Linked DNA regions of Homo sapiens: region 1 is linked to region 2. Evidence: chromatin loops called from intact Hi-C (ENCODE). Cell type or tissue: A673. All regions are shown on one strand. Links, peaks and the distances in the headings refer to the core of each region. The heading gives the core; the rest is flanking DNA.

Region 1 (10,849 bases), core at 927-8,926, 86 kb before region 2:
CTTTTCCAGAATAACCCAGAGACTTCCTGGACTTGATTGAGTTGTAGCTTGCTTTGGAAAAGATTCCAACTTTTACAAAGTGAAATTTCCTATGCTAAGCAAACTCTATTTATATTTTATTGTATTCTGTTGTCAGATGCTGCAAGTACTTGAAAGGAGCTTGTGATATAACATATTCTTGATTGTAATATAGCATTGTAAGCACATTATGGACTGAATTACAACATTTCATGAGAAGAAAAGAGAAGTGCTACATTAAACGTACACATTATTCATAAAGCTTCTAATTCCAGGAAAATTAAACTTGAAAAAATTATTTTCCAGAATGGATGATCTGTAGCACATAGGTTCTTATAAGTCAAATACAGTTCCTTATAAATACATGGAAGATATGTGCCCAACTCATATGCAGGCCTAGAGTAGTAAGTTTTGCACAACCTGAATCAAATTAGGTCAGTCTTCTAAGAAACATTCCCATGTTACAATGCAACCAAACTTTAACAGGGCCTCTAGGCAGAGGAGTGGTTTTCCTCTCTTGGGTGGAGAACCAAAAATGTAGCACTCTTCATTGTCAAGGTGTATAGCAAAGCATAGATCATGAGGGGAGAGCTTACACAGAATGGCATGGCATATGCCATCCAGAATCCACTGTGCAGCTGCTTAGGGATAGGAGTGTTTCCATTTTCAAAACCACATAAGTTTCAGAGGTCAAGCTTAGCAAAGCAGCTTGAAAAGTGTGTACTTAGTAGGCTTGGGGAAAAGTTGGAAGCCCATGCCCTCATTTTGCCTCGATTATAGTTCTGCAAAAACCCTCTCTTAAGAGCTCCAAAGTCTATGCCTTATTCCCTTCCCCATTTGGACTATTGTTACCCTGGGCAAGTTCTTTAATTAACTTCTCTGTGTTTTAGTTTCACCATTTATAACACAGAGATAATTATACTTCAAGATAATGTGTGGAAAAAAATACCTCTCCATTGCACAATGAGAAGTGGACATGCAAGTTATCATGATTGTTTATTAATAGCAATAACATCCCACATGAACAGTGGAATCAGCACTCTTCCCCACAGAACTCAGAACCTTTGTCCTGATTAACTCATTATGACTGACATTAACTCTGAGATTTTGCTGGCGGCAATGTGGAGGGAGAGTATTACCTTTTGGCTAGGTTTCTTCTTGTCCTGAGGTCTTTTTATTCTTCATCGGCACCTCCTGTAAGTAACTGGGTTTGGGCTGCTCAGAAATTCCTGTCTGTGATAAATAAGGGAAATTTCAGACAGGATGGTAACTCCATAGCTATTCAGGCCAAAGAGTTGGTAGACCATTAAAAACAATTCACATCCTTCATGTTCTGGGTTTAAATATGCATATTTCCATGGTCTTACTCCCTCCAAAATTGGTCAGACCAGTTCAAGGTTGGATGACAGATGTGAGCAAATCAGCGTCAGACAAGTTGAGCAGACTTTAACTTCCTATATTGTAGTAGAAAATTCCTCTCATAAAACAACGAGGCGCACGTATCAAGACCCCTGCTGTGTCCAATTAGACTTCTTTAAAAAGGAACAACCTCTTTAACTCTGTGAGTTTCTGGGGGCTGTTTATCTTTTCCTTTTGGCTTATCACAACTCTTAAATTACCTTGGCATATGCTTCGTTGCTAGTATTTTCTTGTATTTTCTTTTTTTCCGTTGCCACAGGAAACAAACAAAAAAGGTTTTTTTGTTGTTTTTTTTTTTTTAGTAAGAGGCATTTCAAGAACGTGTTAGAGGGAGAAAGAATGTTGCTTAATGAAATAAAGAAGAGATAATTTCCAAACGCTTTTAAAACTACATAGTAGGACAATCATTCAAGTATGGGATGCACCCTTAAGCAAGATTAGGTCTTATGGGTGACAGAGGAACTAAGTTTGGTGTGTCAGCCTTGATTTCTTATTACCCTAGTTCCTGCGCTTCATACAAATTTAAGATCCAAGCAATTATGCCTAACGTGCTCTTGAATACGGTAAAATCATGCATTTTATGTAGTCAGTAATAAAAATACTGCAGTCGTTTTTCCATCCAAAGATACAGTCCCATTATGAATAATGAGTCCTAGAAAAATATAGCAAGGTAGTCCAATGCGGCAGCATAATCATTTATGCATCTACCAAACCTCTTTCACAGTTCAAGAAGTTTAATAGACGATCAATTCCTTGAGGGCAGAAGCTTTCTTATTTATCTTTGTATCTTTGTTACCCAGTAAGCACCATTCCTGGCACATCAAAAATCACAGATGATGGATGGATGGATGGATGGATGGATAGATGATGAATGGAGAAAAAATACTTCCCTCTTTTGGTCTTTGAAGTTTCTGGGTATTACCAGTGAAGATACAGAGTATAGGGCAAGGTTCTCATACCTAACAATCAGGCCAAACCAGCACGTTTAATAAAATGTTTTTTCATTGCCCTTAGAATAAAACCCAGATCGTTTATTGTGGCTAGTGTGATGTGATTTGGCCACAGGCTAACATTCATAACTTCAGCTCCTTCCATTCTCCTTTTCTCTCCCCACTCTGTGACTAGACTTCTTTGCATTCTTTGGAAACATCCAAACTCTTTCCTCTGACAGCCTTGTACTTCCTGTTCCATCTGCCCAGAATCTTTCCCCCTATCTTTCCATGGCTGGTATGGTCATTCACTATACTCAAATATCATTCCTTGGATACCCCTGCCCCATCCAAATTTGTTCCCCTCCTCCCTTTCAGTATCCTCAACACCCAACAGTGCCCTGCACTTAGTATGCACTCCATAAATATCTGTTGGATGGTTGACAAATTATTGTGCATATTTTGCAAATATTTAATGTTACTATTGTATATTTAACTTAAAAATTACTGAGGTTTTTCTTCTTCCCAAACTCCAATTAAAAAGCAAACAACCAAAAACTCAAAACAAAGGTGAAAATGTTTCTTTTGTTTTATTCTCGTAACTTACTAGAAGCTAAGAGGTTGCCTCTTCTACTCACCCTGGAAAGAAGGAAGGAAGGAAGGAAGGAAGGAAGGAAGGAAGGAAGGAAGGAAGGAAGGAAGGAAGGAAGGAAGGAGGGAAGGAAGGAAGGAAGGGAGGGAGGGAGGGAGGGAGGCAGGGAGGACGGAAAACTTAGAAAAGACTGAATTAAACAAAGCTTAAGAAAAACAGAGTCGTAAAACTTCTCAGGGCCTTTAACATGTTTATGTGAACTGAGACTTTCTATTAGAATAGAGGCTTTACTTCTCAAAGTTATTTGACCAGAGAGCATTTTTCCTCCTCCTCTCCCTCCTCCTCTTCCTCTCCCCCTCCTCCTCTTCTCCTCTTCCTCCTCTCCTTCCTTCTTCTTTCTCAGAGTACTTTTGAGACTAATCTTTGATGGCATACATTTTGGGAAACAATAAAGTAGGAACCACCATCTGCTGAGCATTTTCTGTGCCCTAGGCACTGTACTAGGCATTTTAAGTTTGTCACTTGCTTTGGTTCTCGTCCTTTCATTAATGAAGGAAATGAGCCTCACAGAGTTTAGCTAACTTGACCAAATGCATGTAACCATCAAATCAAGCACAGCAGCTACGATTTGAACCATTGCTGCTTGATTCCAATGGCTTTGATCTTCTCACTGCTATGTACTACTTCGCAAAATATTACTTCTAATTAATTAAAACAGAGGTTCTCACTCTCAAATACATACAAAGCTTATAAAATACAAACTCCTGGACCCTATGCCAGATTTATTTAATTCACTATGTCTGAGTTGGGATCCAAAAATTTGCATTTCTAGCAGGCTCCCAGGTGATGCCTGTTTCTCTGGCCTGGGGCCCACATTTTGAGAACCATTGACTTAAAGCCCTGCGATTCCTGTTTAATGATCTTTGCAATAATGTTATTAGAAGCTTAAGAAGCTGAAGACTTTTTCAATTAGTTTATACTGCCTTTGTTAATGCAGAGAACTAGATAACAGGGAGCTCAACAATTCATTTCAATTCCACAAATGTTTATTGAGCATCTACTGTTATAGACGTTATGCAACATACAGGAAATCTGAGATAACTAAGACCAGGTACTTGGCCTTAAGGGTACTTTAGTCTAGTTAATGGCAGCATGAGGTGGATGAAGCTTTAAGAAGAACAAAAGCAAACAGATGGTTGTGAGTCAGCAGGTCAGGCAGTCTGATAGATGTCGACCCAGTGCCAGCATGGCACATCGCGGCCCTCCCCACCTGGGCTAGAGCTGGGACTGGGGAAAGCCTTCCCACAGAGATGGCACCTGATTGGCATCCTAATCATGATCAGTAGTCAGCTGGGGTGGAGGATTTTAGGAAATGCCAGCAGCAAGTGCAAAGGCTTGGAGAGACGAGAAAACATGGGGCCTTTGGGGAAAGCTTGAATAGCTAAAGGAAAGACTAGCACACAGATGTGTCCAGATTTAGGTTAGCAGAGGGGAATGACTGGATTGAGGCTGGAATCTGGCTGTGAAGGCCCTTGTCTGCCTTCCGTGGATTATACACAAAAGTCAGAGCAATGTTTAAGAGAACTCATGGTTGAGACATGTGGCTTCCAACCATTCTTCAGGCATGCATTCCTTTCATAAATAACTTTGCAACCCTACTGGCTGATGAGGGCGGTACAAAGAGGATTGAAACACTGAATCTGTCCTCTAGGAAGAGAAATAAAACATTTACAATCTAAAATCCAATACAAAGGTGGAAATGTGCCCTTATTAAAAAGCACGGAGACATAGGAAGAAGTCCTGGAACAGCAAAGAGGGAAAGGTCACTCCATTTATGATAACTCTGGTAAAAGAGTCAAAGATGGGAAGCAAAGCAGGTGCCATTATCAACCTCGCAATACCTTTATGGATATTTTTACAGATGGTTCTCTTAGTCACCTCAAAGAGTGCCAGGATAGAAGCTGGGAAGTGGAAACTCCGAAAGCTGTTAGAGAGGAATTGCCTTTAGAATCACGCTTGCTTTTTCCTCGTTGCTAAAACGTCCAGAAAATAGCTAGCATGTGCGTTTCCCCAGCCTGATTAAAGAGTGCATGTGCAAGCCTCTAAATAATTGCTGCATGAATCTTTATAACCACCCGAAATGAGCTTAACTCGGTTGGTCTACGATGGCAGAAAGGCTTATAATGTGAGGCTCATCATTCTATCACGCATCAAAGAATGGGAGGCAGAAGCCCTGTTCCATTCTCCCCTCGCTTCCTGATTAATCCACACTTTTAGAATATGAGTAAGGGCTGACTGATGAGCTGGTTTAGTTTAGCTTTGTAGGATTTTTCCTCCAATTTAGCAAGCAATGAGGACCCGCACTATTTCTACTCTTTCATTTGGCTCTTAAGTCTCATTTGTGCCATTAGCTGAACTGGTACCTTTTTTTTTTCCCTCCTGCTCAGAATTCAGAGACTTGTCCTTCTCTTGTAATTATAAAGTGCTCACAATCAAGACAGCCCTGGTAAACTTTTCTTTTTGGCACAAAAACAATATTAGCTAAAGAGCTGGTTGTAACACAGATGCTTAGAAAAAGTAGGAAAAAATCAGGTCTTAAAAAGATTTATAAACCCCATTCCAGCTTGTATTCATCATCTTCCTTTCTTGCTATACACCCTGGAGAATAAAGGATGCTATTTACAATGATCCCTGTCAGGAGATGTTGAATACAGACTTATCTGCCTGCCAGGTCACAATTACCTTTAAAATCTAAATGAAATGAAGGAAGAGAAACCGCATTTTTCCCAGTAATGGGATATTCCAGCCATAGTCTCATTGGCACCCACAGTCTTTGCCTCATTTGTGAGGGCTGCCTCAGGTTTGTCAAAGGGTCCTTATTTTAGAAGAAAGATATACAGATATATAGATATATAGATTGATAGCTAAGTAGGTAGATATAGGTAGGATGGTATGGAGAGAACGAAACAGAGAACTAAGTTTATGAGCCTGGGAATTTCAGTTGGGTAATCCGTAGTAAATTGTTTTTTTTTTTTTTTTTTTTGCATCTGCTGGGCACCGGGTACTACCTTAAACATTGGAAGCAGCATGAACTCCAGCCCCTTCGTGGTGGGCAAAGTGATTGGAGAGGCAAGAGATTTGCACACAGAAGACATGACTTCCCCCTACCTCCTGCTGATCTGGGTTTGTCATTGAAGAGCCCTTTGCTATAGCATTGCTTAGGACTCCTTAGTTTACTCAAACCTAATGAAATGTGGTTTTCCTCTCCATAAACCACCTTTGGATGTTGCCAATAGAGAGAATAATTTACTGCTATGGTTCTCAAATTTTGGTCCTCACAGACAAACAACATCACCAGCTCCTGGAAACTAGTTAGAAATGCAAGTCCTCAGCACTCTACCTCTCTCCTTTCCCTGGACCTAGGGAATTGGAAATTCTAGGGGTGGGGCCCATAAAGCTGTGGTTTAACCAGCTTTCCAATGAGTCTAATATATGCTAACGTCTGAGAAGCACTGATCTAGTAGCTTGGACTTGCTTAGCTATCCCTTTAAGCTTAAATTGGCAGCCTAGGCCAGTCACTGGAATCACCTCAGGAGTTTGAAACAATGTAAATGCCGGGATGCCAACCCAGAAACTCTGATGTAATAGGGCCAGGCAGCAGCCTGGACACCACAGTGTTTAAAAGCTGCCCAGATGCTCTTGAGAAAGAGTTCATATGGAAGCAAGTGTAAGAGGAGCTGGGGGAGAGAGACTGGAGATGTACAGATATTTAGTTGATTACTGCAAGACCTAAACCAGGCTCTCAGCATTAAGGAGAACCTTGCCTAAGGCTAAGTCACTGGGTATAGGAGTTGCCAGGGACTTCATCAGGAAAGAAGGTAGAGAGCCATAGGCTGGATGAATGTGGAGGGAAATGAGAAGGAGGAGTCAAAGATAGCTTTGAGTTCTTGAGCATGGCTAGTGTGATGAGCCCTTCTTAGGAAAAGCAAGAATGGGGATTGGGAGGGAAGGAGATCTTCGTTTGAGCGGGGGATGGGAAATAAATTTGAATCTGAAAAGGCGTGGATTGGCTCGATGGTCATATCCAACAGACAGCTGAAACTTTGGGTCTGGATTTCAGGGAAGAGAGGCAAGAGGGAAGAAAAGAATGGAAGGGAAGAGAAGATAGAGAGGAATGAAGGGAGGGGGAAGAAGAGACAATGAGAAACACTGAGAGAGATTTTGCATTTTTAAAGCCTGTGACAAGAATTCCATTACTGAAAGAAGAGCATTTGCTGAAAAGAGAAAAGAGGAGAAAGAGGACCGAACCTCCAATAATGCCTGCATGTGCAGGGGAAAAAATAGAAAGAGAAGAAGAAAGCAAAAGGGGCAAGAGTTAGGAGAAGAGTCACGTTAATGTCGCATTATCAAAGCTAAAGAAAGAGTAGGTTGGGGGATGGGTGCAGGAAAGGTCAATTGCCAGCAATACCAAACGCCAAAGACAGGCAAGGAGGGTGAGATATTTCAGGCAAGAAGAAAGCTTGCAAAGTCATCATGATAGCATAGTAATAATAACAATAATAATAATAATTGGTGTTCACAATGGATTTATCGTGTGCCACGCTCCTGGCCAAGTGCCTTGCGTTAATTCAACAACAACTCTCCAAGTATTAGGTATCCCCATTTTGCAGATGAGGTAACAGAGATTTTAGGTACCCTGCACAAGGTTACACAGATAAAACGTGGTGGAGTGAATTCAGGAAGTCCAGCTCCCGAGAGACACCTGACCTCTCTGTGGAAACCAGAGTGACTCATTTAGAGGGCAACACTCAGTGTGGGTGGGAAAACCAGTAGGTGCCGGAAATCTCTGTCCATGTGGATGAAAACATCTCCCTGGTTGTTCCAGACAGAGTTCTATTGCACAGGAAGCAGATTCCCTTTCTGGAGTGAATGTTGCTGGGCACATGACCAAGTGCCCATTAGGATGGAGCGAAAGAACGGCATCCGACTCTTACAAAAAGTTGACATCTGAACAAAGAGAAATAAAAGCAAGTATGTTAAATTAATTTGAAAGGTCTTGTTTAAATCCACTCACGCAAAGACGTTCTCAATTTAAGGCTTTTATTCTACCCTAACCTCAGTTAGTTAGTGTGGCAGCTCAGAGCACATTCTGGATGATGCCAGGAAAAATTCATTTCACACCTGAAATGCTTAGATCTCATGCCGTTTCTTACAGTATCTTTCTGTCTGTGCCCTCAACCCACTAAAAAAAAAAAAAAAAAAAAAAGGGGGGGGGGGTTTTGGAAAGGAAAGGAATGATATCTTTCTCCGGAAACATTGCACTGAGGCAAACGTTTTCCCTTTGGTGCATTAGGAAGCCCTTAGATGAGAGAAGCTGGTGAGCTATGAAACAGCATTGGGACTTCTCTTGCAATTAAAAAAAAAATTATCAAAGCACTTTCCATACATGAAACCACCGTCAGTTATGTGGGGGAGGAATTATTATCTGTGTATCATGAAGGTGGAAATTACGGTACTGAGAGGTTAAATGATATTCCCAGCAGGCAAGAGAAGAAACTTTTCCAGGCTTGGCATGAGGACCTCTCTGTTTGTATATGTGTTCCCATTAGGGCTGCTCTGATGATCCAAATAAAAGTTGGGAGTGGGGGTAATGATTTATAAGCCCAAGGTTTTTAAAACATCATTTCTCATGTTTGGAAGTGAAAGTTGGCTGTGAGAATTCATCGAAAATGAGCCTGGATAGATGAGGCTGATGCAGATTAGTTTTTGAAGTGGAAGGACTGGAGGATTGGCCTTGTTTTCAAACGGCTAATTTTCTTGTTAATCACTGCGTTGGTTAATAACCACCTAGTTATGACCGTGGCAGAGAAAGACTGTCTGAAATAGGTCAAGCCTTCAGTCAGCCTGGCGTGTCCTGTCTTGATTGAAGGCTCAGGAAGCAGGAAGACTGGAGTGATTGGGGTGGGGGGGTGAGGTGGGATTGAGGCCTTGAGAGGAGACAGCAGTGACCACCTGGGGGACTTTTCTGTGGGAGATTGACAGGACTGGATGTACTCCTGAGGAGTCCTGCGGGGTGGGGGACAGGAATGTAAAAAAGGCCTGAGATGTCTTTTTTGGAATATGTGTGCCTTTTAATTCCTTGAATTTTTTTTCATTAATAACATGAATTAGATATGTTTTTTCCTACATTCTAAGAACACGACAGAATAATTGGAATATGCATGTGCAATTTAAGAAGACAATGAAAACCACCCAAAATTGAACACCCAGAGATGATCACTGTTACCCTTTTGATATATAACTTCCTTTTCTCTTTCTCTTTCTTTCTCTTTCTCACACGCTTTTTCAGTTTATCTTAATAGGTCCTGACTGAATTGTTAGCACCTACCACGGTTCCTAGCACATGGTAGATACTCAATAAATGTTGATGTAAGGATGAAAAAAATCATATTTATGATTTGTGGTATAGAATTATATAATAGGTATTACCTAATTCTAGATCATTACATATTTTTACAGTTTTCAAATACCAGGCTGAGCTATTACCTAAGGACACTTCTATCATATGGAAACATACAGCACCATGAACCAGCACGCAGTGACACTGTGGTCTAGAGTTTGGGTTCTGAAGTCAGTCTGCCTGGATTGGAAACCAGACTCCAACACTTAACTAGCAGTTCTTAATCTGTCAAGTAGGAGCAATACTCATAACATCTCATAACATTATTGTGAGAAGGAATAAATTAGTGCATTGAATGGGCCTAGCACCACACCTGGTACAGTCATAATTGCTTGGTAAATAATAGTTATTGATATTATAGTATGTTTTTAAATATTATGCTAGAGCACCGTATTAATGTTCTTCCATCATGCTGGCACATCGCAATTTTTAAAAATCTACCCCCTTTTGACAGGCATTTTTGTTGCTTCAATTTTTTGTTATGTAAAATACTAAATAGATCCTCTTTATATAAGAATTTATTTGCATATCTATACTTATTTCCTTATAATAAAATTGTAGAGGTAGAAATATAAGATCGCAGGCAATTAATCTTTTTATAACTTTATATGTTGCCAACAAAATGTGATATTAGCATAGAAAGCAACGGTGTATGAGCGAGTCTGTTTTCCCATATCCTAAGTAATCGTCCTATCCTTTGCACATTTTATGCAGGCTCATTTTGAGGAGCAAATCCCCTTCCATTTCTTGAGGCCATCTTGGGTTAGGCTAAGTGGAATTCTGCCAACATGCAACAGATTTTTAGGAGCAGGTTCTGGGTGTTTGTGCATGAGAGTGGAGTGGGGAGTGGGGTGGGGTGCATGGGCATGTACCCTCTGTCCCAAGAAGCTGCAGTGAGTATGAAAGATACCAGACTTTCACCCTCAGTAAATCTAAACACTCAAAGCAAAGTGTAAAAAGTGCTCGACAACTGTTATAAAGGATTTGGAAACTGTCTTCTCAAGGTGTGGACTGGGGTTGGAATCTGGAAGGCTGGCTGGAGAAAAGAACTCTGCTTCTGTCATTGGTGCAGTTGGTTGCCTTGTCGTTTTAATTACCTTACTCTTCTCAAGATCAGATTCAAGGCCAATCCAGCCTCCTCGGCCCCTAGCTTCTGCCTCCGCGACACAGATAACATAACTCACTTCCTAACTCACTTCCTGGGGCTGCCCCAGCCTAAGAGGATTAATCCGTCCTATGGAGTTACCTCCTCAGGAGGAAAACTGATAAGACGGTTGTAAAACTCCTGGGAGAAATGGAATGAGTTGTATAAATAAAGTGTTATGGCAGCCGACTCATCGAGAATGAGACCCGATGTCACTTAAATGTTTTGTCACTCTCTGTATCTTATGAAGGGGAACCTGTTTTCATATTGCAATACTTCAGCTCTGC
Region 2 (10,849 bases), core at 1,998-9,997:
TATTTCAGATCCTCTCTGATCTTATGACAGAAGTAGAAAGGCCAGAATTTTTTCAATCCCTTACTAGGAAGGACTTTGTGATCTTGCCTTCTAAAATAAAATAGAATTTTTCTCTTAGCATAAACTTTTAAAATGAATTTATACCCAAACTCAATTATCAAGTCAGGCAATATTTGGGCTTGGTACATAAGTACTGTTTATAATACAGTGCTTAGAGTGTAGGCTAACAATAAAAACTTTTGTTTAAAAATTTCATGGATATCATTGGGTATATACCCAAATGAATATAAATTATTCTACTGTAAAGATGCGTGCATGTGTATGTTCATTGCAGCACTATTCACAATAGTGAAGATATGGAATCAACTAAATGCCCATCAATGGTAGACTAGATAAAGAAGATGTGGTACATATACACCATGGAATACTATGCAGCCATAAAAAATGAGATCATGTCTTTTGTGGGAACATGGATGGAGCTAGAGACCATTATCCTTAGCAAACTAACACAGGAACAGAAAACCAAATACCACATGTTTTTAATTATAAGTGGGAGCTAAATGATGAGATGAGAACACATGGACACAAAAAGGGAAGCAACAGACACTGGGTCCTACTTGAGGGTGGAGGGTGGGAGAAGAGAGAGGATCAGAAGAAAAAATTCCTATTGGGTACAATGCTTAGAACCTGGGTGACAAAATAACCTGTACACCAAACCCCCATGACACGAGTTTATCTATATAACAAACCTACACATGTACCCCTCAACCTTAAATAAAAGTTTAAAGGAAAAAAGAAAAGTATGTCTATCACATATTAAAATAAGACGAGTGATTATATAAAAAATTGAAGAACTTAAACTGATGCATGAGTTCTTCTAAATACTTTATATAATACATCAAATAAAATAGAAAAAAATGTCATGGATCGATAGCTTTCCTAGAATATAAACCCCACTAGGCTCTCCCTGAAAGCTCTTTCCTGAAATGAGAGCCTGCTGACTTGGGGATGTTAAGACATTTTCTAAGGTATGAAATATTTTGGCTCTTTCTACTACTGCTGCCACCTGGCTCCTTGGTGATGCTTCTTGTTTTGTAATTCATTAACAGTTTTCAAAAACAAGCTCAGGATATGGATAGGATGCAGAGAGACTGGCAAAATGCTTACTGTCAACCAGAATTTGAGCTTCCTGAAGAGTTCAATGTTGATTATCATTTTCTACATTTAGAAAACATTTAGAGGTTTCTCAAAAAGTTAACCATTTTATGACCATATTATGTAGTTGGGATGTTTGTCCTCTCCATGTCCCATGTTGGAATGTGATCCCCAATGTTGGAGGCGGGCCCTGGTGGGAGGTGTTTGGGTCATGGGGGTGGATCTCTCATGATCAACTTGGTGCCTTCCTCCCGGTAATGAATAAGTTTTTGCTCTATTAGTTCCTGCAAGATCTGATCATTTCAAAAGAGCCTGGTACCTCCTGCTCTCTTTCTACCTCTCTTGCCATGTGATGCCAGCTCCCCTTCCCCTCTGCCATGATTGGAAGCTTCCTGAGGTCCTTACCAGAAGCATATGCTGATGCATTGCTTCTTTTACAGCCTGCAGAATCAGGAGCCAAATAAACACCTTTTCTTTGTAAATTACCCAGTCTCAGGGTCTCCTTAATAGCAACACAAAGTGTACTGAGGCACCTCTATGATGCAGCAATTCCTCTCCTAGGGAGATCCCCCAAAGCTTTCAAAGCAGGTGCTCAGACAGACATTTTCACACCAGTGTTTGTAGCAGTACTATTTACAATAGTCAAAAGGTGGAAACAACCCAAACGTTCATCAATGGATGAATGAATAAAGAAAAAGTGTACACACACACTCACACAAAAGGAAATAGTATTCCAAAAGGGAATGAAGTGCTGATACATGCTACAATGGGGATGAACTTGAAAACATTATGCTAAGTGAAAAGAAGCCAGACACAAAAGGTCACATATTGTATGAGTCCATTTATCTGACATATCCAGAATAGGCAAATTCATAGAGACAGAAACCAAATTAGTGGTTGCCAGGAGCTGGGAGTGAGAGAGTGAAGGAATGGCGAGTTACTGTTTAATAGATTTTGGGGGGAATTTGAGGTTTTTTGGGGGGTGATGAAAATGTTTTGGAACTTAAATAGAGGCAGAATTTAAACATCGTGAATGCTCTAAATGCCACTGAATTGTGCAATTAGAAATGGTTAATTTTGTATCATGTGAATTTTACCTCAACTTTTATAAATAAATTAATTAATTAGAGAAAATAGCCGGAGGATCAGCGTGTCACCCTCTGTATAAAACGTCTACTCAAGGGAGAGACAACAAGATAGTTAGGCTAGAGAACCAGTCTCTTGCTCCAGTCTTCTCCTAGAAAGGTGCCAGGAAAAAAAATGTCTGTTCTCAAAACATTCCTTGAAAGGGTTAAAGTCACAACACAAAATACCCAGTACATGTGATTTGATTAATAGTGGTAAATGGATCTGAGTGTGTAATATGTTGACATCTGAAAGACTGTCAACAGGATCCCCATTCAACATCAGGGTAAATGCAACTCTTCAGACAGATGTCTTGAAGCACCAAAGATAAGGAAATAAAGAAAGGTGCACCAGGCAGGACTCCTTTGTTACACAGGTAGGGGGAAAAGAGAATGCTAAATGGATTCTTCTCTAGGTGGAGGGGGATCAACATAGGATTTTTCCAAGATTAAAACCATTCTATCATATTCTATTAAAAGTGATTTAGAAGAGAAAAATGCACCATGAAATCTCCATGTTTGCAGAGATACCAAACCTAGGAAGATAAACTGCTCTGTAGGTGGGCAGAGAGGTGACAGATAAGGATCACGTACATTTACCAAAAATTCTTCTAGACTTATAGGAAGATTATCTCTGAGGTCCCAGTTACAAACTGGGAACTGGCCAGGTGATTCGTGTGAAGTAATGCCTGAAGATATACATCCACTGGGTTGCTGTGGGAAGAAAGAAGGGGATAGGGCTGCAAAATACAGAGCATCCCTATAGAAACTCTTAGAAATTAATCAAAAATGCATTATCCCACGATTTTCCAAAATCATTAGGTATCTACAGTGGAAATAATCATGATTATAGCTGATATCCCTCAAGAATGACAGAAAACTTGAGGAGAATTCCAATCTAAAAGATCAATAAAATGAAGAGGCTCTCACAAAACACACCAAAGTGCTCCTTTGAATAGAAGGAAGATGACTTCACAACAGATTTTAAAAAATAACCGTGTGTAGGAATAATACGAACATGATGTTGTTTATCGAAATCTTGAAAACCAGAGTGACGGGATTCCTTGAAAAGGACACTACCGGGAAAATAAATAAAAGTGTTGCATCTGAGAGCAGAGAGAAACTTTTTACATTCATCACCTCCTACAGGCAGTATGAGATGATCTTTCAAGATCTTTTCAAGCTCTATATTGGTTCATGCCTTTATTCATTAAATAAAAATTGTTGGAACACCAAACCTGGGCTGGGCATTCTTCCAGGGGCTGGAGATACAATGGTGAGGAAGAAGATGAAATCCTGGCCCTCCTGGAATGTGCATGCCATTGGGAAAGGCATGTGACAAACAAGGAATGAAGGAGATAGCTGCCCAAGGTGATGCATGTTAAATGAGATATCTCAATGAAGGGTGAGGGAAATGGGCCTTTGTATTCCACCCCCATCTCTGGATGTTGACTGTTCTCAGCTGTAACCTTGGACAAGGTAGGATGCAAGATGCTACGATGGGAAAGGCTGATCAAGAAATCCTTTCTGAGGAAGTGAGCTTTGAGGAGAGACTTGAAAGACCTGAGAAAGAGGAGCCATGCAATGAGAAGACAGAAAGAGAGGAGGAGAGAAGTTTCCAGACTGAGGGAAACACAGTGTGACCACCTGGACATGGGGAGGAGCTTGGCCTCTTTAAGGAACAGCAAAGAGGATGGCAGGTGCCTTAGGAGCAGAGCACGGAGAGGTTAGGAAGAGATGACCTCGACCATCACAAGACGCCTTATAGGCCATGATGCAGAGCAGGATAACTTCTAAGTGTAAAGGAATGGGAAGATTTGAAATATGTTTTGATTTATGTTTGTAGGAAATGACTGACTCCTGTGGGGAGAAGGGGTGTAATGGGTAAAGTGGAAAGAGGGAGACCTCTTTAAAGATTGCTGTGTGCAGCAGGCCAGGCGCAAGATGATGTAGAGGTGTGAGTGGTAAGAAAAGGAAGGGGATGTGTTGGAGGCAAAGAGGAAATCAACTGATGATGGATTGGGTGTGAGAGAAGGACAGGAACCATGGTGAAGCCTAGTGAAGTAGATGGCATGGTGCCCACCCAGATGTCACCCTTCAGGACTGGAGCAGGTGTCCTTCCAGTTGCTGGTAATGTTGGCAGCCAACAGAGCTCAGCCAAGTCCCTCCCTGAGATTGGCCTTCAGCAGAAGAGATCCACGTCTTCCAAGGACCTTTCTCTGGGAACAGCTCACATCCAGTGACTGGTCCGAGTAAGGATATGAAGGCCCAGCCTCCTTTGCCCTAACTGGAACAACTCAGCAGAGCCATCCCTGCTCCAGAGCTTTCCATGGAATCGCCATAGGCCCCTCTGCCACAGCATCACAGTTCAGCTCCCCGCCATCCCCACCCAGGGCAGTCTGCTTCATTCACTTCCTCACACATGGTCTTCCCAAGAGCACTTTCTAATACACTTCCTGCATGCAATATCTTCCCATTCCTAGGGATGGCTCCTGCACAACTGGAGAAGTGATGACATCTGTAACTGATATAGGTGAAGCCTGGAAGAGAAGAGAAGCTTGGAGTGGAAATCAAAAGTTGTGTTTTGGTCATGCTAAACTTGAGATGCCTAACTATATCCAAATGTAGATAGGGTAATAGGTGTAATATTGTGGGCTGGCTAGAATATTCTGGACAAAAACCAAAACCCTCAAGGCAGAGGTATAAGAAGACAGCTGAGCTCTTTCATCACAAAGGCCTGTGCTGAATTCCCCATGAGTCTCTCCTACCCTAGTAATTTTTCAGATAGAATGCTCCTAAATGTGCTTTGCTAACTCAAAGAGATGGCATAGTTAGAACCCTTCGTACTTGGTCTAAAATCCAGATCCCCTTGGCCAGGCATGGTGGCTCATGCCTTTAATGCCAGCACTTTGGGACGGCAGATCACCTGAGGTCAGGAGTTCAAGACCAGCTTTGCCAACATGGCAAAACTTCGTCTCTACTAAAAATACAAAAATTAGGCAGGCGTGGTGGCGTGCACCTGTAATCCCAGCTACTAGGGAGGCTGAGGCAGGAGAATTGCTTGAACCTGGGAGGCGGAGGTTGCCATGAGCTGACATCACACCACTGCACTCCAGCCTGGGCAACAAGAGTGAAGCTCTGTTTCAGACCAAAAAAAAAAAAAAAAGAAAAAAGAAAAAAAGAAAATCCAGATCCCATGCCTTCAAGCCATGGTTACTGGCTACCTTTTCTTCCTGCCACTGGCCCGGAACACACTGCCCTTCTTTCACATCCTCAAAAATTCCGTCTTTCCCACCCCAGGGACTTTGCACAGGCTGCTCCTGCTGCCTGGGATGCTCTTTTTTACCATTCTTCATATGGTCAGTTACTTCTTATCCTCAGACTTCTCCTCAATCCCATGGTGCTTCTGACATTTTGAAAGTATTTCATGTATTTATTGTTTACCTGGATGTGAGTTCTGTTTATTTGTTCTGTCTCTCCAATTGGAAATTTCCTATGAGGATAAGAACTTACTCATCAATGCATCCAAGCATCTAGTACCATGTGATATATATTCCATGCTCAATAAATACTGGCTGGGCAGTGATTTCATATTTGAGATATTGTGTTCATTGCAGAGGTGGAGGCAATGCAGTACATACATATATTAAACACTTCCTGTGGGCCCGCTTCTGTGTTCTCGGATTGTATTCCTGTTCTTTTTCAGCCCTTCCAATAGTTCTGGGATGTAAATATTGCTATTGTCTCTATTTTTTTAGAGGAGGCATCTGAGGACCAGGGAGAATACCTAGCTTTCCCCACATCATGCAGCTCCTGGAGGAGTTGAGATTTGAGTCCAGGTGCACCTGGCTCCAAGCCCATTCATTTTCCCCTCTACCATAATTAGTGAATTCCTTCAGCAGACTTTTTGAGCACCTACTATGAAGAGGGAAGGGTACCAGAAAGCAAAAGAGAGAGAGCCTGACTTTGTAATTTGACTTAAGAAACAAGACAAAAACAAATGTAATCACATGAAGCAGAATAACCTAGAGGGTCCTTCCAGCTTGAACACTGTCTAACTGTCTGAATGGTCCAGACACTAAATGCAATGGGAGAAATTATCCTGCTCCTTGGCTGTGTCTGAGGGTGTGCATTTTTTCTTCATCTACCTCTACCTGCCGGTGAACACAAATTTAAGTCCATTCGAAATGGCTGTCTGGACACTCCCATATGATAGTGCATAGCGAATTCAAGGTCAAATCTAAAGTCAAAGTCAGACGTCTTTGTTTTTCTTCCCCTACTATATCAAGACTCTTACCAATTAACTTGAAAAAAGTCACCAAGTTAACAACTCCAGAGGGGGAAAAAGAAGAAGAAAAAAAAAAAAGACTCTTCATCTCATCCAAAGACTCTGAAATGGATTTGCTCACAAAACACCAGGTTTCTTTAATGACCTCGAGAGACCTTGCCTGTCACACTGAGCAGTATATCATTTCATGGAGGAAAAAAAAAGTTTTACCATGAAAAATGCTATGTTGTATCACAGTGTGACACTATTTAAATATCAAGAGTCGAAGCTTCTATTTAGAAAACGGAAGGCAATAAATTGAGTTGCTAATTATTCCAGCTGTGAATATTTTTGGTACGGCTGCAAATTTTGAAGAGGGCAAAATAGAGGATTTTCCTGTTGTTCACGGCATATGCAAATGTAGTGGCAGTCCCCTATGAGCCGAAAGGTTCAGGGATGAGAAACCTTGAAAGCCTATTTTTTTCCTGAATCAAACGGGCTTGAGTCGAAGCTTAGGGAACTATGATATAAAATGGACTTTTGACTACACTAATTGGGTTATTGGCTTCTTGTTTTTCAAACCTGAGAAGTAACGATTTTAAAAACTGTAAGTCCTATTTTAAAGGAAACAATTCACTTCTCAACCTAAGCATAAATTCTCAACTGGAAGAAGAGAAGAAGCACATTAGTAACATCCCTAGTCCCTTCTCTTCCTAGGGGACAGTGAGTGGAGGTGCCTGCAATTCTCCAATCACCAGGCTAATTAGAACGACTCATTCATTCAACACATATTTTAAATCAGCTGGGCACTATGCTCGGTCAAGGAGATTTAGTAATGGCTAAAATATACTATACACGGCTCCTGCCCTCAAGCCATTAATATCTGCATTTATTGACCATTCACTGGATGTCAATCTCAATGCTAAGCATTTCACGAATAAACTCACCCAATCCCCCTAACAAGCCCAAGAAGTAGCTACTATCATTCTCAGCCTCCTAGCAAGGTTAAGTAACTTGCCCAAGATCACACAGTGATAAATATAGAAGCCAGGATGCAAACCCTGGTTGTCTCAGTCTAGGATTTGCAGACTTAAAACTGCCTTCTAGGTACCATCCTATTGGATTTCTTAAATAATTAAATGAATAATAATCATGATGATGACAATGAGGAAATGTTTCTATGTAGAAAAAGAAGGCTGACTACAAACATCAGATGTTTACCAGTCTATCTCTAAAGTACAGGAGATGTTTACTTTCTATTTTTAAAATGTATATACTTGACCCAGTGCAGTGGCTCATGCCCGTAATTCTAGCACTTTGGGAGACTGAGGATGGTGGATCACGAGGTCAGGAGTTTGAGACCAGCCTAGCCAACATGGTGAAACCCCGTCTCTACTAAAAATACAAAAATTAGCCTGGCGTGGTGGCACATGCTTGTAACCCCAGCTACTTGGGAGGCTGAGGCAGGAGACTCACTTGAACTGGGAGGTGGAGGTTGCAGTGAGTGGAGATCAAGCCACTGCACTCCAGCCTGGACAACAAAGCAAGACTTTGTCTTGGGGGAAAAAAAAATTATATGCTTGTTTTTTTTGTAATGTGTGCATGTTATATTTGCAAACAGGAAAATAAAGACAGAACGCTTAAGCGATCACCTAGTTTTGCTACTCAAGTAGGGCTCAGTGGTGCAGTATCCATCATTTTTCTCGTTATCTCTTTTTTCACCTCATCCTCTATGCTTCTCTCCTTCTGTTTTTGCTTTCTCTCCACGTTCCATGTCTCTGTCTCTGTCTGTCTCAGGACCCTGCCCCTTGAATTTTGCCTCAACCAGCACCATTCCTTTTCATATCGGAGAGTATATTAATGGTGCCAGAAAGGGTGGTGGTTATTTAACCTCTCTCCAGCTAAATGTTTCATTATAACTCCTGAAAACCTAATTACAGTAACTTTACATGCTACAGTACCCTTTATGGGCTGCCTCTTTATTAAACTTACTCTTTTAGAGACAATAAACCTGATGCTTCAAAGTGCATGGCCAGAACCAGTGAAATGTAATGAAATCTGGAGTTCTCTAGTGCACACCTGATCTCCCTCACTGAGCACCACAGCCCCATTCCTGGGGTGTTTCTGCCTCTATCCTTCCCCTAGCTTTTGATCAAATTTCAGACACTGCTTGTATGATAGTCTGAATATTTTAGGGATTAATGGGCTGTGTATCAATGTTTTCATCCGCTCCTCTGAATACCCATGAGTTTATTTACTGGGGAGGTCAATTTTCTCGGTAGAACAACAGTCGACACCTGGTTTCCCTGATAACCAGAGTTGCTTTTTTGCACACAGCGCTACGTTGAGACCATTTAAGACTTTTGCTGTATTTCAAAAACGTTTGCTGCCGCAGACTTCGTGAGCAAAGAACAACATGTCAGTCTGCTCTGTTAGTCATTAGTTGTCCTGGTTAGCTGAGTGGTACACTGTGATGAGATTGTGGGATACGGGGTGAGAGAGAGAGAGGAAGAGAGAAACAGGAAAAAAGGCATTGACCTTTGGAGTTGAGGCAGCACAATTATTTGTATAGTACATTTCTTTTCACAGCCCTGCTAGGATTTTCCCCTGGGAATAAAGCCAAAACAACAGAAAATAAGGGGATCCCCCTGGTTGCAAGCTGCAAAATGGTACTTAGTGTTAAGGAATTTTATGTATTTGTTTGTTTGTTTCTTTGGTGGGATTTAAGGTTAATGACTAAGTTTACTTGTGATTGACTCAGAGAAAAGGGAAAAACAAGAAAAAGAAAAGAAATCTTTTGTTGGAGCCTCAGGTAGCTTAGCCAGCCTCCGCTTCTCAAAGCTACCACTCTAGATTAGTCAAGCTCCTTCTGTATCATAAGAATAAAATAAAAATTCACAGCCTTTTGAATTGGTGGGGGCTCTTGTTGCATGGATGTTATGAATGAGGTTTTTTTGTTTGTTAGGTTTCTTTTTAAAATCTTTCATGGTTGTTTAATCAGAGACAATGCATGCCCTTAATTTTCTAAGCCAATTTGAAGCAGAAGCCTGGTTAACCAAGATTCTGCCTGAAATCCATGTCTTTGCTGTCACGTAAAGGATACAGGAGAATGGCTGTTCAGCTTTTAGGTATGCTTCTCAGTTTTTATTAAATGGTTTTGTTTTCACATGAGGAAAAGTGATGACATTTACCAAAAAGGTTGATAGTTTAGGGTGAAGTGATGATCCCTGTATTCTTAAGAAGTCACAGGAATGCAGGACACAGAGCTGAGAACGCAGAACCTTTGCCTTACTATTCCATCCCAAGCCCCTAACCTGTGCCTGACAGAATGCTGGGTGCTGTGACCAAAGCTCCCATCCCCCGCATGACATGACTGGGAAGGGAAAGAAGTGTGTGAGCTCCTCTTTTATTTTTTGTAAGACATCAAGGACTGGTTTTCTCCATCTCTTGGAGTGTTAGCAAACTCCAAGGATGGCACTTTGGGGGCCCCTCATTTGCCTTTCCTTTCGGAGGCACAAGTGGCCAATTCTGAGAGCAATTGAGTTGTGCTTGAAAAACGTCAAGTGCATTTGGAAACTACACATTTTTGCTGATGCCTGGAGTCCCGAGCTGAGCTACTTCCATGACCGACCGCTGGGAAGAAGTTCAGTTGGGGCATCACAAATGATTCATCTGAACACACTGAGCAGGCCTCTGAAGGGGAGAAGCTGTCTTAACAGCCGGTTCAGGGAAAAATCAGGAGAAGTCCCCTAAGCCCTCTTGGTCCTCCCTGTGACCATCTGGCCAAACCATTACCTTGTGGGTCTTGCTTCATTTTATTTGATTTTCCAGCAGCATGTGACTGAAATCCTTGGGTGAATCAAAGCTTGAGGTTTTTTCAACTTTTTGTTATGAAAAATTTCAAACATACAAAAAACTTGGAAGAATAGTACCATGTAAGAATAACCACCTGGTTTCAACGATTGCTATCATTTTGCCACATTTGCCTTATCTGTTTTTATAGAGCTTGAGAGATGAGATCTTTTTGCTGAATCTTTTGAAATGAAGTTGCAGACTTCATGAAACTTCACCTAAAGACGCCCACATCCAAAGCTTACATTAAAAAATATATATCTACTAACAATCTGGTATGTCCTCTTCAAGTAAGATGCATTTGGAAGGGCATAAAAGTGATTCAGGTAGAATTTCTTAAATGTTAATGTACACTAGAATCAGCTAGGGAGCTTCTTCGCTTCCTTTTTTTTTTTTTAGTTGGAGTTTCCTTCTTGTTGCCCAGGCTGGAGCGCAATGGCACGGTCTCAGC

What was found. Hi-C counts contacts between places; a loop is a spot of excess contacts. Peaks named below come from ENCODE experiments on the same cell type or tissue, not always from the same donor. Only the 100,000 strongest peaks of a DNase experiment are listed, where the experiment ranks them.
Region 1: a loop joins it to region 2, with 2.8 times the contacts of the local background. A loop is called at or near these places in 2 of 110 quality-filtered maps.

What each region holds. Positions count from the first base shown.
Region 1 is chr5:167,891,910-167,902,758 of GRCh38, forward strand. The region is part of intron 5 of TENM2 (teneurin transmembrane protein 2); the gene reads left to right. Among named protein-coding and RNA genes, the nearest start is that of TENM2-AS3, 56 kb to the right of the region's middle. In A673, for the core only: a CTCF peak has its summit at 4,632; DNase peaks (open chromatin) are centred at 1,512, 2,662, 3,232, 7,822 and 2 weaker places; H3K27ac peaks cover 7,898 bases.
Region 2 is chr5:167,976,551-167,987,399 of GRCh38, forward strand. The region is part of intron 6 of TENM2 (teneurin transmembrane protein 2); the gene reads left to right. Among named protein-coding and RNA genes, the nearest start is that of TENM2-AS3, 28 kb to the left of the region's middle. In A673, for the core only: no CTCF peak of the experiment used is centred there; a DNase peak (open chromatin) is centred at 6,841; H3K27ac peaks cover 601 bases.